Regions from separate parts of the Homo sapiens genome. Here region 1 is linked to region 2. Evidence: read pairs that join two places in POLR2A ChIA-PET (ENCODE). Cell type or tissue: PC-9. All regions are shown on one strand. Links, peaks and the distances in the headings refer to the core of each region. The heading gives the core; the rest is flanking DNA.

What was found. ChIA-PET counts read pairs that join two places held together with the same protein. Peaks named below come from ENCODE experiments on the same cell type or tissue, not always from the same donor. Only the 100,000 strongest peaks of a DNase experiment are listed, where the experiment ranks them.
Region 1: POLR2A ChIA-PET joins it to region 2 with 7 read pairs; 3 of 35 experiments call an interaction of 5 or more read pairs at or near these places.

Annotation. Positions count from the first base shown.
Region 1 is chr12:19,512,467-19,517,857 of GRCh38, forward strand. It overlaps AEBP2 (AE binding protein 2), which reads left to right. Exons shown (of 8, transcript NM_153207.5): 7 at 2,205-2,318. Among named protein-coding and RNA genes, the nearest start is that of AEBP2, 76 kb to the left of the region's middle. In PC-9, for the core only: no CTCF peak of the experiment used is centred there; no DNase peak of the experiment used is centred there; H3K27ac peaks cover 1,088 bases.
Region 2 is chr12:19,254,431-19,259,821 of GRCh38, forward strand. It overlaps PLEKHA5 (pleckstrin homology domain containing A5), which reads left to right. Exons shown (of 32, transcript NM_001256470.2): 5 at 615-735; 6 at 3,003-3,107. Among named protein-coding and RNA genes, the nearest start is that of PLEKHA5, 130 kb to the left of the region's middle. In PC-9, for the core only: no CTCF peak of the experiment used is centred there; no DNase peak of the experiment used is centred there.

The DNA of each region.
Region 1 (5,391 bases), core at 155-5,154, 260 kb after region 2:
TAAGTATTTGAAATATTATGCCTTAGTAATAAGTTCATGTTTTATTTTTGTTAAAATCTTACACACAAAAATTATTTATTAAATTCAAATAAAAAGAAATTACATTTTACAACGTTTTGAGGTTGTCAGGATTAAAGAGATAATCTGAAAGGTCTTACACTATCAGGTTCACGTTTTACGCTTCAAAACTTAAGCCCCCCCTCTTTTTTTTTTTGCTGGAGGCGGTGGCTCACACCTGTAATCCCAGCACTTTGGGAGGCTGGGGGAGGCCGGCAGTTCGAGACCAGCCTGGCCAACGTGGTAAAACCCTGTCTCTACTAAAAATACAAAAATTAGCCGGGTGTGGTGGTGCGCACCCATAATCCCAGCTGCTCGGGAGGCTGAGGCACGAGAGTCACTTGAACCCGGGAGGCAAAGGTTGCAGTGAGCCGAGATCATGCCACTGCATTCTAGCCTGGGTAACAGAGTGAGACTGTCTCAAAAACAAAAACAACAAAACAAACAAAAATCTTAAGCTTTTTAAATCTTGTGTGGTGTTTTTTGTTTTGTTTTTGTTTTTTTGTTTTGTTTTTTGAGATGCTCAACCTGGGCATCAGTGAGACTCTGTCTCAAAAATAAAAAAGTAGTTAGAGAAAATTTAAATCATTTTTAGCATTTTTAGTGACCTCCAAGCAGTATACAAGCAGCCATAGCTGTGCCTTTGTTTGAATCTTTTATTTAAAAAATTTGTAAATGTTCTTTAGTGCACAGTGAATGGTATTTTATAGAAAAAGCAATTGACTAATTTTCTAGCAGTGATTACATTTTTCTTTAAGTTTTAGTGCCCATTTAGAGCTTAGTTCATATATTTCATGTATTTTTTTATCTTTCTTATTAAAATTTTCTTTTTATAAAAGGAAATGAGGGTATATTATAGACATATTGGACAAAATTAATAAGCATCAAGAATAGAATAAATTTCATTGAAGGAGATTTCATTATGTGTACCTAATTCACGTATGTGGCCAATGGCTGGGCGCAGTGGTTTATGCTGGTAATCCCAGTGCTTTGTGAGGCTGAGGCAGAAAGATTGCTTTTAGGGCAGGAGTTTGAGATCAGCCTGGGCAGTATAGTGAATCCTCGTCTCTACAGGAAAACAAAAAAAGAAATTAGCTGGTTGTGATGGTGTCGCCTGTAGTCCCAGATACTCAGGAGACTGAGGCGGGAAGATTGATTGAGCCCAGGAGGTTGAAGCTGCAGTGAGCCGTGATTGTACCACTGCAACTCAAGCTTGGGTGACAGAGTGAGACCCTGTTCAAAAAAGTCAAATTCAAATGTGTATATTCCTAATGTTTTGGAAATTGATTAATCCAAATATCAAAATACATTCATTTGAATTTTCTTGTAGAGTTGAATTTCTTTGAATTCAGTGTTATGGCCGCATGCATTTTTTTTTTTTTTTTTAATGGAGTTTAGTCTTACAGGGTTTTTATTTATTTCTTTTTTTTTTTTTTAAATGGACTTTAATCTTACAGGTTTTGTTTCTGTTTTTTGTTTTTTTGGTTTTTTTTGGAGAGAGAGTCTCACTTTGACGCCCATGCTGCAGTGCAGTGGTGCACTCTTGGCTCACTGCAACCTCTGTCTCCTGGGTTCAAGCGATTCTTGTGCCTCGTTCTCCGGAGTTGATGGGAATACAGGTGTGCGCCACCATGCCCAGCTAATTTTTGTATTTTTAGTACAGATGGGGTTTCACCATGTTGGCCAGTGTGGTCTTAAACTCCTGGGCTCAAGTTATCTTCCCCCCTTGGCCTCCCAAAGTGCTGGAATTAGAGGAAGGAGCCACCGCACTGGGCCCTTTTATTTCTCTCTTAGTAAAGAAACTTGCTGTCAGATTTCCAGCAAGTCAAAATCAAGTATGAATTTCACTCATTGAGTTAAAAGCTAGCCAGTGTGTTCTGACAAATTTCTAATTTGATAAGATATTGCCACTGAAAATGTTTAATTTATTCCTCAATTCATGTTTAAAATTTAACACTGCCATTTCTTATCTGGGACTCCAAGTCCTGCTATTAAGGTTGATAGCTGAGCTTCCCTGGCTTCTGGGAAACTTGTTCACTTAACGTGGACTGATCAAAGTAGCAGAAAATGCCAGAATGTGAAGGCACATGGAAGTGTAAATCTAAAATTAATGTTACTTTATTATTGACTTGTTTTTTAATTCATAGTCTGCCTGATGTGTGGGTGAATGAAAGTGAACGACATCAGTTAAAAACTAAAGTAGTTCATTTATCAAAGCTACCCAAAGATACTGCCTTGCTTTTGGACCCAAACATATACAGGTAATTTAATTCTTGCCTTTATGTTTTACTTTTTGATTTGTAATTTTCTCTCCCCAAATTTTGGATAAATTAGGACTTAGTTTTAAGTGCTGAATTTTAATACCAAGCATATCTCATTACTTCCTGGCTTTTTTTTTTTTGGATGTGGACTCACAAAGAGTTAAAAATTGTAGAATCCAGAAAAACAGTATTTTGCTAATAAAGTTTATATGCTTGTTTAATCCCAGATTTATCTTAAGTATGTTAGATTGTAATATACATAGTAATTTGAAAATAAGTGCCCTTTAACAAGGTAATTCTTTTTATAATAACAGACTTTTGTGGACCTAAGAATATGTTGCATGAGTCTGAATACCAAAACTGTTTGATTTTTTTTAGCTTACCCTTTCTCCAAACTTTCCAAAAGAGCAATTCAAATATTATTTGTTTTTTAAGACATAGCTTAGAGTGTTCACATTTCTAGTAATTTTATGTTTTGAGCTTTTTTTAGTGTGCTGTGCTTATGAAGGTATGTGGGGGAAGGAGAAGAGACCAACATTTCTCTTTTATGTGCTGAGTCACTTTGCTAGGTGCTTTGCGTATACGTCATCCTCACGGCTGCTCTGTGAAGTAGGTTTTACTATCTCTGCTTTACAGGTTGGAAAACTGAGGCAAGAGGTTAAATAGTTAATCTGCCCAAGTTTGCACGAATGTGGTTGAACTCCATAGTGCCTGTATCCAAATGATGTACACGAGAGTGATTAAAAAAGTGGTGGAAATGCTTAAAACCAGCTTTTAAAAGGCACTCTTATTGAAAGGACTTTATATCTTTTTTCAATGAAACTTTGTAAATTTTAGCTATCATAAAGATAGCAAATTTTATATTAATTAAGTGCTTTGAAGGGTATATTCATTCCACGATGCACCTTTTTGGAGTGCTATTCACCTGGAGATTTCCTGTAATTTGAGACATTATTCTGTGAGTGAAATTCCAACATAATGGGCATTGCTATGTAGAAGCATAGTTTTCCCTATTACAATAAAAGGTTTTTTTGGCTGGGCCCAGTGGCTCATGCCTATCATCACAGCATTTTGGGAGGCTGAGGTGGGCAGGTCGCTGAAGTCTAGGAGTTCGAGACCAGCCTCGGCAACATAGTGAGACCCTGTCTCTACAAAAAATACATGGTGGCACATGCCTGTGGTCCCAGCTACTCAGGAGGCTGAGGTAGGAGGATTGCTTCAGCCTGGAAGTTCGAGGCTGCAGTGAGCCAGGATTACACCACTGCACTCCAGCCTGGCTGACAGAGCGAGAACCTGTCTCAAAAAAATTTTTTTCTTCTCAAACATCTTTTGGTGAAAGTGCTAATTAATACAATAAAACTTATTCTTTGTGGAATGAACTAGATCATCAAGGAGAAGAAGATTGAGAGTAATCTACCAAAAATTTGGGAAGGTTACGAGTTACTTCTCTATAAAGAAAAATAATTGAGTGTTGTTGATTTATTTGTACCTAATTTAGAGTTATTTCTGTTTACTCTTTGGAGAGATGAATTAAAATTAGCATCCTAAAAGAGTGATATTTTGGGAGAGCCACTCTTGCCTTTTAGAACTAGTCGTAAACCTCTCTTAGAGAGTTGTCAAAGGGCCATGAATCTTAAATTAAGATTAATCTGTGTTTCTGCCTGCATCCTGCTTCCTTCTTTCCAAGAGTCTTGCTTTCTCACCAAACCAGCTTATTTTTTTTCTGTTCTTATGCCATATAGGAAGCAATTTAGACATTTTAGTGAAAGTGACTTAAAACAAAATTTAAGCTTGAACTGATGTTCTGAAGTGCATAGGAACAATGTTGCATATACTCAAATTTATGTGTGTGATTCCACAAGTCTTGTTGATTTTATTCTTGGAAATGAGGTTGTTCTTAAGATATATTAGGTGCTTCTGTAGATTTAATTTTCCTTACCTGTATCAAAAAAGCCGTCTTGGCCCGGTGAGGTGGTTCACGCCCATTATCCCAACACTTTGGGAGGCCGAGGTGGGTGGATCACTTGAGGCCAGGAGTTTGAGACCAGCCTGGCCAACATGATGAAACCCTGTTTCAACTAAAAATGCAAAAATCAGTCGGACGTAGTGTTGCACGCCTGTAATCTCAGCTACTCTGGAGGCTGAGGCACGAGAATCACTTGAACCCAGGAGGCGGAGGTTGCAGTGAGCCGAGATCACGTCCTACACTCCAGCCTCAGCTACAGAGCAAGAGTCTGTCCAAAAAATAAAAAAGGCCATCTTAAAACTTAATTTTGACTCTAAACCTCTGTGCTTTCACTATTCTGGAAATCAGAATTGAGTGTACTGTAAAGTGGCATAGAGTCATAGAAGCCCCTACATTTGTCCTAGTGTACAATCTTTTCTTAAATTTCTGGATTTTGACTGGGAAAATTTGTGAAATTAATTAAAAGAAGAAAAACAATTATTCTTACTTGTTTTTAGGAGAAATAACTTCCTGCTTGTGCACATGTCAAAATGAAAGTATGGCAAACCTTCTGCAAAATAGATATATTCCTTCAAAATGAGTCTAACAGGAATATACAGTTGGTCCTGTGTATCCACAACTTCCACATCCATGAATTCAACCAACTGCATATCAAAGCTATTTAGGGGAAAAAGATAACAATACAACAATACAAAATAATACAAATAAGACCAATATAGTGTAACAATGATTTACATAGCATTTATATTATATTGTTATAAGTAATCTTGAGGTGATTTAAAGTATACAGAAGGATGTATGTAGGTTATTTGCAAATACTGCTGTTTCCTTGGATTTTGGAATCTGCAGGGGATTCTGGGGACCCCCCACTCCCACTGTGCATGCCGAGAGACAACTGTATTTATTTGGGATTTAAGCACTGGGGTTTGTTGTTTTTGAGACCACTTCTCTCTCTGTTTCTAGGCTCATCTTGAACTCCTGGGCTCAAGCAGTCTTTCTGCCTTGGCTTCCCAATGTGCTGGGAAGATTACAGGCATGAGCCTCTGGGACCCAGCCAAGCATCAGTTTTAAAGTATTAGTTGGCTAAAATATATGTATTACACATGG
Region 2 (5,391 bases), core at 191-5,190:
TTGTTATTGTTTTTAAAATTAGAATAATCTCATAATTCATTTTTAATTTTTCAGTTGGGTGACCAAGTAGAATATCTGCAATAATGCCTATTATAAATAAACATGATAGGCCGGGCACAGTGGCTCACGCCTGTAATCCTAGCACTTTGGGAGGCCAAGGTGGGCGAATCACTTGAGGTCAGGCATTCAAGACCAGCCTGGCCAACATGGTGAAACCCTGACTGTACTAAAAAAATAGAAAAATTAGCCGGGCATGGTGGAACGTGCTGGTAGTCCCAGCTACTGAGGAGTCTGAGGCAGGAAAATCACTTGAACCTGGGAGGCAGATTCTACAGTGAACCAAGATTACGCCACTGCACTGTAGCCTGAGCAACAGAGTGAGACTCTTGTCTTAAAAACTAATAATAAATAAACATGATAATAATGTATTTTTGGCTTAGGAAAAGCGTTAGCTGTATTTAAAGTTGTTGTAAGTATTAAGGCCTGACTCTAGAGTAACTAGGATCCAAGTACTGTGAAAAAGTAGGACACTCGCATTGTTAACTGTAGAGAAGTGTAATTATAAAGCGGGTTACATACACAGCAAGTTCTAGCATTTTGACATATATTTTCAGGACTGTTGCAACCATGACATCTGAAGAAAAGAAGGAACGGCCAATAAGTATGATAAATGAAGCTTCTAACTATAACGTGACTTCAGATTATGCAGTGCATCCAATGAGCCCTGTAGGCAGAGTAAGTTATTTTGCTTTATATTAATTATTGATAAGGAGTAAACAGTATCTATACCGTTACTCATAATGGACTTAAAAGTATAGAATAATAATTACATTTTTATTATTACATGAATTTGAAGGTAATTGATATAAGAAGCAACAGCCCGAAATACAAAGTAATAAGATTGTAATTCAGTGACTTAAATTTTTAAATTTGGAATAATTTTAGAAATACATTGATATTTGTGAGAGAGAATGGGTACACTTAAGTTTTAAAGGTGATTATTCATGTAATAGCCTAGAAATCAAATTATCTGACTATAAGAATGCTTAGATGGAGAAAACATTTTTCAGCAAAACCATTGTAATAGTATATTATGTTTATTGTAAGGAAATAGATAATTATAAGATAATTATAATAATAGTATTTTAAATGCCAGTTAAGGTTTTTGAAATAAAATTTTGTTAGGAGATTATAAATGAATGTAAATTTTCAAGTAATATAAATAATTTCTGATTATTAAGTAAAATAAATCCAACAGGCTAACTGAGCATAATGCTTTATGAGTATATTTTAATTAAAATCTGGAGAAATTGATGAATGGATTGAGAGCCACTAGGTCATTGTCTTGAAAGAAAGTTGAATCTGTTCCTCATACTTTACACCAGAAATTTTCTAGATGGATCAGTTGTTGAAATGTTAAAAACAAAACTAAGAAAAAAACAATGGAAGATTTGAAAAAAAAAAAAAAAGAAAAGCTCAGAATGCAGATGGGCTTTCTAAATATGACATAAAACTCAGAAGTAACAATATAAAATAATGAGAAATTCAACCACACGTAATTATTATCCATGCAGAGTATCTGTAATTCATATAACAATTAAAGAATAATTTCCTTATAATTAAAGAAGTGCTGTGAATCAATAAGAAAAGGGCTTATGAGCCAGTTTGGAAATGGAAAAATTATATGAAATCAGTTTTCGGGAAAGAAAATGGAATTTACTCTTAAATATATGAAAAAAGATTCTCAGCCTCATCCATAATATGAAAAATACTAATTAAAACCAGAAAAAGACACCATTTCCACCTGCAGATTTCCAAAGATCAGAAAGTTTCATAACACAGCACACTAACAACAGTATGGGTAAATAGGCATTCGGTTTATATAGTGAGCTCCAAGAAATAATGGAACAGAAGAGTGGATATTAAAATATGCAGTCATTTCAGAAAAATACTCATTAATCATGAGAACAATTATTTTAGATAGATAGGCACACACATACAGTGATATTGGTTGCCACACAGTTGTGAGTGGGGCTAGCTGGGTGCTGGAGCCCAAGAGTGAGTAGATTGATCTTTGTGTATCTTTTTGTGTCGTTTGAGTTTTATACTGTTTTTAAGCATTACCTGTTTGAAAGTAAATTAAAATCTATCAAGAAAACATGCTTTAGGAAAAATTTTGTTGATATTGGGCCTTAAAATTTTCTTATATACTAATAAAAGCTTCCCAAAACAAAATTCTAAAGAAGTATGCTGGATTTCCAAAGATTCTGAACAAGTAGAAAAGTAAGAGATAATTTTATGTTACTTTATAGCTTCATTGTTTTCATCTTTGTTGGTCACCATTATGATTCCTGCCAAAATAAATCTTCATGGTAACCATAGCAGTATTTTTAAAGACTGTATATCCTTATGTGTATTTTGAAGAATCCAGTAAACCCCATCTGTCTAGTTTAAGTTCAGAGTTGTCCATAAAAAAGAAAACACTACATCACATTAAGCAGATCCTTCCTGTCCTGTTTTGACTTGATGTGATATATTTGTTTATATTTAATATCTGTATATTTCTCCTCAGACTGAGTGCCATTAACTTTCTTTAATTGAACCTGCACTATTAAATGCAGATATAAAGGGAAAAGTTCTGTCATTTGGTTTATTCTTAAAGATCTGTTAACAGTTTTTACTCAAGATCTATTCATTTTATATAGCAGGTAGGACAAAATACTGCCACATACTCTGTGTTTCTAAAAATTGTATATCCTATCCAGATTTTAAAGGAAAGATTGTAAAACTTGTGATACCCTGGGGGAAAAATTTTTGGTGCGGAATTCTTACACTTCAAAAAACTAACCCAGCAAAAGTAGAATTTTAATAATTTTTCTGAAAAGATTTAAGTCCTGCAAGTCTTGGGAAAATCTGAAAAGAGATTAAATTTTAAGAGGAAGATAAGCTCAAATCTCTAGGCATTAATACCACATTTTCTGTCATGCTCTTTTTCTATTTAGACTTCACGAGCTTCAAAAAAAGTTCATAATTTTGGAAAGAGGTCAAATTCAATTAAAAGGAATCCTAATGCACCGGTTGTCAGACGAGGTTGGCTTTATAAACAGGTATTTTTTTTTTTTTGATATGAAACAAAAGACAGAATTAGAAGGAACCTTTTAAACTGAATGTACCTAAGACAATTCTATAAAATCATAAAATTAAGAAGGAACTATGGAGAAGCCACCCAGGTTATTTGACTGCTTGTTACCCCTGAAGAATATCAAGGGAACAGTGAAGACAGAAAAAGGAGTGGACATTACTTACAACTGAGATTGTGTGTTTGTTATGGGTATTTCTAGACTTAAAATTAAATATATGCTGTATGAAAATGTTAGAAATAGCATGGTAAAAGTATCCAGACAGAAATATTTTTAAAATGTCAAAATTGAAATAAACAACTAAATATTAATACAAGGGTACTCATTTTTCTATTGATATAAAAATTGTTAGAGAAATATACAGTTGTATATTTCCCCCCTTTATACAGAAATTTTACAATAATTTCAGATTTTTCTGAGTTTTTTCAGATTTTTGATTCTATAATATGAGATTATTCTTTCTTCCTCTTATTTTTTTTGGTTATTTATTTTTTCTTTTCTTTTTAATTTGCTCATACAGGGTTTACTCTCAGGCGTCCTGATTGGTTGATATTGCTGCACTGACTGGGGAACTTGCTATCTAAGCTCTTTTGGAACCTTATTAGTTTTGCAATTAGTAAATATATATGTACATTACTTCCTTGGATTTTGACATCATTTCGATTACATAGAGGCTATTTACTTCCCAGTTTGCAGCTAGGTTTCAGATAAGTGACTGGTAGATAACTGAGGTGACATCCTCAATCTTCAAGGCTTTTTTCTTTCTGATTCTATATACGTACAGATGATACAAAGCAAGTTAAATATTAGTTCATTGGTGTCAGTTTATTCTGTTAAATATTGCTGATTGCTTTCAGGTGACCTAATGATTTTTATTTATTGAGTCATAATTTTTATTGAAAGATCATTGACTATATTTTAACCATCTGATATTTAAGCTTTCCAGGCTAAAAGGTTTTTGCACATTTAGTTTCTTTTTTTTTTCTTTTTCTTTTTTTTTTTTTTTGTGAGACAGGGTCTCACTCTGTCACCTGCCCAGACTGGAGGGCAGCGGTGTGATCTCAGCTCACCGCAACCTCTGCCTCCCGGGCTCAAGCAATTCTCCTGCCTCAGCTTCACGAGTAGCTGGGATTACTGGCATGTGCCACTACCGCCAAGCTAATTTTTGTATTTTTAGTAGAGACGGGTTTTCACCACCTTGGCCAGGCTGGCCTTGAATTCCTTTCCTCAAATGACCACCCACCTTGGCCTCTCAAAGTGCTGGGATTACAGGCGTGAGCCACCACACCCAGCCCAGTTTCTAATAGAAAATTTTCTCCATATTTTCCAGCTAGTCTTTCTAATAAGTCCAAATTATGATCCACTATTTCAGTGCAAAACTGAGCCTCATACCCTAATGGCATTCCTTATTTAAAATAGCTCTTGTTCTTATTTCTTGATCCCTTGGTTAATTTAGCATTGCAAAAGTATTACCAAGTAGCTTCTCTAACAAGTGTTTATTTTGGGCCTAGTACAGTGGTTCACGCCTGTAATCCCAGCACTTTGGGAGGCCGAGGCAGGAGAATCACTTGAGCCCAGGAGTTCGAGACCAGCTTGGGCAACATAGTGAGACCTCATCTCTACTTTAAAAAAAAACAAAAAACAAAGATTAACCTGGTGTGGTGGTGTGCATCTGTAGTCCCAGCTACTCCGGAGGCTGAAGTGGGAGGATCACTTGAGCCCAGGATTTGAGCTTGCAGTGAGGTATGATCATGCCACTGCACTCCAGCCTGGGTGACAGAGCAAGACCCTGTCTCCAAAAAAAAAAGTGTTTATTTTGTAATATGTGTGTGACACATATTTGTTTACAGTGTCCCTTATCTGTACTAAAGAAAGAATATAATGAAGTAATTGAAGATGGCTGGGTGTGATGGCTCACACCTGTTATTCCAACACTTTGGGAGGCCAAGGTGGGTGGATCACCTTAGGACAGGAGTTCAAGACCAGCCTGGCCAACATGGAGAAACCCTGTCTCTACCAAAAATACAAAAATTAGCCAGCTGTAGTGGTGCACGACTGTAATCCTAGCTACTCGGGAGGCTGAGACACGAGAATCACTTGAAACCAGGAAGCAGAGGTTGCAGTGAGCTGAGATTGTAGCACTACACACCATCCTGGGTGACAGTGTGAGACTGTCTCGGAAAAAAAAAAAAATTGAAGATATCATTTGCCATTTAATTTTTTTTTTTTTTTTTGGTTTCTTTTTTGGTAT